Regions from separate parts of the Homo sapiens genome. Here region 2 is linked to region 1. A link is an interaction called in ENCODE POLR2A ChIA-PET data of the cell type or tissue named here. Cell type or tissue: B cell. All regions are shown on one strand. Links, peaks and the distances in the headings refer to the core of each region. The heading gives the core; the rest is flanking DNA.

What was found. Peaks named below come from ENCODE experiments on the same cell type or tissue, not always from the same donor. Only the 100,000 strongest peaks of a DNase experiment are listed, where the experiment ranks them.
Region 2: POLR2A ChIA-PET joins it to region 1 with 12 read pairs; 2 of 35 experiments call an interaction of 5 or more read pairs at or near these places.

The regions. Positions count from the first base shown.
Region 1 is chr2:44,521,746-44,524,665 of GRCh38, forward strand. The region is part of intron 3 of CAMKMT (calmodulin-lysine N-methyltransferase); the gene reads left to right. Among named protein-coding and RNA genes, the nearest start is that of CAMKMT, 160 kb to the left of the region's middle. In B cell, for the core only: no CTCF peak of the experiment used is centred there; no DNase peak of the experiment used is centred there.
Region 2 is chr2:44,577,857-44,580,776 of GRCh38, forward strand. All of the region lies in intron 3 of CAMKMT (calmodulin-lysine N-methyltransferase), which reads left to right. Among named protein-coding and RNA genes, the nearest start is that of CAMKMT, 220 kb to the left of the region's middle. In B cell, for the core only: no CTCF peak of the experiment used is centred there; no DNase peak of the experiment used is centred there; H3K4me3 peaks cover 347 bases; H3K27ac peaks cover 873 bases.

The DNA of each region.
Region 1 (2,920 bases), core at 278-2,777:
TGGGCTGACTGAGATGGGAGTATCCCTTGAACTCAGGAATTTGAGGCTGCAGAATTTGAGGGTTGTACCATTGCTCTCCAGCCTGGGCAATAGAGCAAGATTCTGTCTCTAAAAATAAAAATAAAAATAAAATAAGATAGAATTGTGGTAAAATACATGTAACATAAAATTTACTAATGTAACCATTTTTAAGTGTACAGTTCGGTAGTATTATTAAGTACATTCACAGTTATGCAACCTCTGTTTTCTCTTCTTTTCTTTCTTTCTTTTTTTTTTTTTGACAGACTCTCACTCTGTCACCAGGCTGGAGTGCAGTGGCACAATCTCAGCTCACTGCAGCCTGCCCCTCCCAGGTTCAAGCAATTCTCCTGCCTCAGCCTGCCGAGTAGCTGGGACTACAGGCACATGCCACCACTCCTGGCTAATTTTTTGTATTTTTTTAGTAGAGATGGGGTTTCACTGTATTAGCCGGGATGGTCTTGATCTCCTGACCTCGTGATATGCTCGCCTCGGCCTCTCAAATTGCTGGGATTACAGGCATGAGCCACCGAGCCCGGCCCCTCTTTTCATTTCATATTCTATCTGTCTCTTTCTGTCTAAACTGATACAATTCCTTTAAAAATTTTGTAGGTTTACTGTGTATGTTACAATCTATCACATTAGACAAAAGCCACACTCACTAATAAGCACTTCTCTCTCTTGGGCTCCTTGTAAACCTGCTGTGGGGCAATCCCCTTAAGATACTTAGAACCCCTATTGTTATCACAGGAGGTCTTCTACACATAGCCTTAAGATCTTCAGAAGTTCTTTTGTCTGTCTGAAAGGGTTTATAATGCATTACCTTAAATCATTCTGGGGTCATTGAGGGTTTTACAGCCACACTCTGAGATGCTTTCTTGATAGGACCTGGGATTTTATTTTTACCTTGAAGGCATTTCTTAATTTGAGAAGTATTTCCTGTCTGAAGAGTCTGGGAATGAGAAACAAATTTAGTTTTTTAACGCAGCAAGTCCTGGATCCTTTACATTACCTCTAAATTTTGTTTGAGAATGGAATAGTTCATTCTTCAGTTCATCTTTCTCCTCTGACATTTTATTATGGGGAGCAAGAATAAGCCAGGTAGCACTTCCAGTGTTCCACCTGCAGAATTCCTTAGCTAGATCACAAATTTATTAAGTACATTTCCTTTTTTCATACTACCAAATTTCAAGCTGTTACACAAGGATCTTCTTTCTCCTAAGTTCCAGTAACATCTTTGTTACATTTTTTATTTATGCTTCAGTGTTAGCCTCTAGAGTACTGTTCCAAAACTAATGCCATGTGTTTTAGATTTTGTTACAACAGCACCAAACTTTTAGTAATGAAATTTGTTCTGGTTAGCTTTGCTGCATTAAAAAAAAAGCCTACCAATATTAATTGTGTAAAGTCACAACTTTTTAACTTTGCTCATAGATTCTGTAGGTCAAGAATTTGGGATAGTCACAGCAGGCATGTCTCTTCTCTGCTACATGATGTCTTGGGCTTCTGCTGGGGTCAAGGGGACCCACTTTTTTTTTTTTTTTTTGGAGACAGAGTCTCACTCTGTCGCCCAGGGTATAGTGCAATGGTGCAATCTTGGCTCACTGCAATCTCTGCCTCCCAGGTTCAAGCAATTCTCCTGACTCAGCCTCCTGAGTAGCTGGGATTACAGGTGCCTGCCACCACACCCAGCTAATTTTTTGCATTTTTTTGTAGAGAAAGAGTTTCACCATGTTGGCCAGGCTGGTCTTGAACTCCTGACCGCAGGTGATCCACCCACCTCGGCCTCCCAAAGTGTTGGCATTACAGGCATGAGTCACCACACCTGTCCAAGGGGACCCACTTATAAGATGATTTCTTTGCTCACATGTCTGGTAACTGAGCTAGGATGACCTAAAGGCTTAACTGGGACCATAGACTATAGAGTACCTGTATATGACCTCTATGGGGCTTGGACTTCTTGCATGATTGTGCTGGGTTCAGAGAAGAGCCTCCAGAGAGCGAGCATTTTTTTTTTTTTTTTTTTTTTTTTGAGATGGAGTCTCGCCCTGTCACCCAGGCTGGAGTGCAGTGGCGTGATCTCGGCTCACTGCAACCTTTGCCTCCCCGGTTCAAGTGATTCTCCTGCCTCAGCCTCTTGAGTAGCTGGAATTACAGGCATGCACCACCATGCCCAGCTAATTTTGTATTTTTAGTAGAGATGGGGTTTCATCATGTTGGCCAGGCTGGTCTCAAACTCCTGACCTCAGGTGATCCGCTCGCCTCGGCCTCCCAAAGTGCTGGGATTACAGGCGTGAGCCACCGTGTCGAACACAGAGAGCAAGTATTCTAAGAAGATCAAGTACAAGTTGTGTAACCTTTTCTGACCTAGCCTCAGAAGTCACAGAGCATCACTTCCACTGAACTCTATTGGTCAAAGCAGTCACAAGTCTGCCTAGATTTAAGGGATGGGGACATAGAATATAAAAAAATTGGGGGCTCATGTTTTAAAACCACCACAGGGGTGGTAAAATTCAAGGATAATACAGTCCATCTTCGTAGCCAGTAACATTACTCCCCAATCCCCCCATCCCATAACCAGGAGTTGCTTTTTTCCAGGACTAACGTTGGATGCTTGGAGATAATTATTTTATTAAGAATGGGAACATTTCTACCCAAAGGTGCATTATTATTATTGTTTTCCATTTTGCTAATGGTCTTCTCCTTTTTATTTTTCTTCTCTTCTTCCTCTTTCTTCTTTTTTCCTTCTCCTCCTCCTTTCTTTTTTTTCTTCCTCCTCTTCTTTCCTTTACCATTCTTCTTCCTTCCTCTTCCCTCATCTTCATCATCAAGCAGTGTACACTGGACATCCCTTAGCATCTGTTTTCATTTAGTTTTGCAGTTAGCTATGCCTTACTTCATG
Region 2 (2,920 bases), core at 186-2,685, 56 kb after region 1:
GTTTTACACCCCGCTTGTATCTCCTAGTGACTCCCCTAGGAATTTATTGCCCGTAGACAGATCGCCTTTGTCCTATCATTTCTTCTTAAGTTTATTATTCTTCATCCAAAAAGTATAAAAGCATCTTGCTTTGGCCACTTCTTCAGACTTCACTCTCTTGTGAAGATCCCCATGTACATGTAAAACTAATAAAATGTGTATGCTTTTCTCTTGTAAATCTGCCTTGTGTCAATTTGGTTTCTAGATCCAGCTGAAGGGCCCACATGAGAGCTCAGGCGGGTTGGAGGTGATCTCTCATTACCTACACGTTATATAAATTCAGCATAGGAATAATGGTTGAGGGTAAATTAACATTGTTAAAAAGAATACACCGTAACATAAAGTACTTTAACATTTATAATATGAGACCATTTATTAAAGAAAATACCATTATATAATAATGAGGCTAATAATTTCATATGGAAATAATACTGTATTAATTCGATGTATTCATACTAACAGTGAACATGATATTTTAAATTTTGCTGTCACATAATTATGCTGCTGCTTTATGAAATGTTATACTGTCACCTAGAAAAACCCTTATTTGAGTGTAGATCTGCGATCTTCAGCCTCATATGGCAGGTTGTAATGTGTTACTGAGGTATTTTTAAGTGAAGAGGTGGGAAAAACTCCTGGCTGAGTCATAAAACTGAGGATTCTTTCTTTCCTAATCTGCCTGGAGCAAAGCTGTCTAGGCTAACACTGGCCTTTAGCAAAGAACTGAAACACTTTCCTAGTTCTACAAGGCAAATTGGGTAATGGGATGTGGTATTGGGTAATGGGATGTGGTGTTAAGTTTGGAATGAGGAGATATCTTAGGGTTGTGAGTCATGGTCCGTATTATTTTTAAGTTGTTGCTTAAAAATAAAAAAGCAACAAAAAGCAATCAAAGGGAAAGTGAGAGTTAGAAGAAGTTGAAGACCAAATAATTTTGTACTAGTCAGTAAATAGTAGTATTGTGACTACAAATGACTATTTGGTACAGGCATCTTAACTCCTCAGCTCTGTTAGCACTGATTAAAAGTGAAAAAGTTGATTCATTGTGTATTGGAATAAATAATGTCTCAAAGTTTACGCAGTGGTGGAAGTGAAACCAAAATACAAAGCTCCATTTGTGACTGAAGTTTGCTAACATTTCAAGAAGTAGGTTGAAGTGACAGTGGGTAATAGGAAAAGCAGACATATTTCTTTGCCATGAGATTTTATAGCTGTCATTGGCAGTGTGTTTTCTTAAACTGATATCAGCTACCATTTATACACTTAACAATTTCTGGTCAGATTAGGGCAGAAGGTTGTGGTACCCACATATATAAAATAGTATAATAATGTTCTATTTTTTTTTTGGAACAAATTTGTTACATGAAATGTCAGATGAGTCATTTTGCTCATGTCAGGTATTTAAAAGTAATGGAAAGATGCCAACATGGAAGCCCAGTAATTCATGCGCTGGTGTAATGGAGCAAATGAAATGCAAAGCTCTTGTACAGGTCCAATTTCAGCACCAAACGCTTACCTGTCAGTCAGCAAAATTGTCCCTGAATAAAAATGAACCCCATCTGAGAGGCAAAGCATTTTAATGTACATCACATTCTTTGACTCTATTGCGAGGTAGAAGCTGCATGGAAAGAAAGAGAATGCTGTTGAAAAAGACATTTAACAGCAACCTCTGAGCATGCTGAAAATCTCACTCGCATTACTGCCCACAAAAGGTTTTTGGTTTGCCCTTTCTCTCCTGAGCTATTGACAAACTCTTGAGCATTGCTGCCCTCCCCGGCTCTGTGTCTCTTATCTACATGGAAAGGCAGCTGATTTACTCCAGACAGTGAGAGATTTGGCCACTCAGGGATGTGGAGACCAAGTTTTAGACAGGTAACTTTATTGCTGCCTGGGTGCAGCTGGGGGATGTATTTATGGACGTGACAATTAAAAGTGTGTGTTGCACAAATCGAAAGTCAGACATACCCTTGTATAAATGATTATTGTGGTCCAAAGTGACTGCCATTTCTTTTGGAAAGCCTTTCATTTGGAATCAGTTCCCAGTTTTCTATATGAGCAAGCATCTTACAGAAATGAGGTGTCCTAGTTTTTTTTAGACCCAATTCCTGTGGTTTTTAAAAAGCAAATGGGAAAGTTAAGAATTTGTGTGCTTCAGTGCCCACGCACCCAGGGATTCTTGTACCCTACCTCTAGGAGTCATGATTTGTTCTACCTTTGAAATGTCTGTTTTCCATTTCTGTGTTTTAAGACTCTAAGTGCTTATAGGAACCCAAGCAGCTATTGAAAACCAGTAATGACTAGTTCTTCTAAATGCTAATGATTGAGAATGAACTAGCAATCAGGGCTCAAAAATAAAATAAAATAAAATAAAGTAAAATAAAATAAAGTGTGCTGAATTAGAAACGATAATAATTAAATCAAGCCAAGGTGCCCTATACTTATGACTGCACTAATGCTTGAAAAATTATGAGTACAGAGAAAATTTACATAAATCCTCTTTAAATGATGTATGTGAAAAAAAAGAAAGAAGGAAAAACCATGGTCACAGGACTGAATTTATTTTAATCCCCTGGTTCAAGTGGTCCTAGAAATAATCATACTTGTATCAATCTATATTGCATGACTTTTGTAAGATGTGAAAATAGTGTTTTTCACTAAATTGTCACTTATTATTGTTCATTTAGGGCCACTAACATAGAAAAATTTCTCAGCTACAGTGTCAAAAGAATAGGGACAATTTGATGTTTTCTTTTGATGCTGTTTGTTGATATCTAGACCACTGTAGCTTGATTGCCTAACATTAAACCTATAATAACAGTGCAATCATAGCAGTATCATCATGAATGTTGTTACAATAGAAACAACATTTACACGGCTTCAG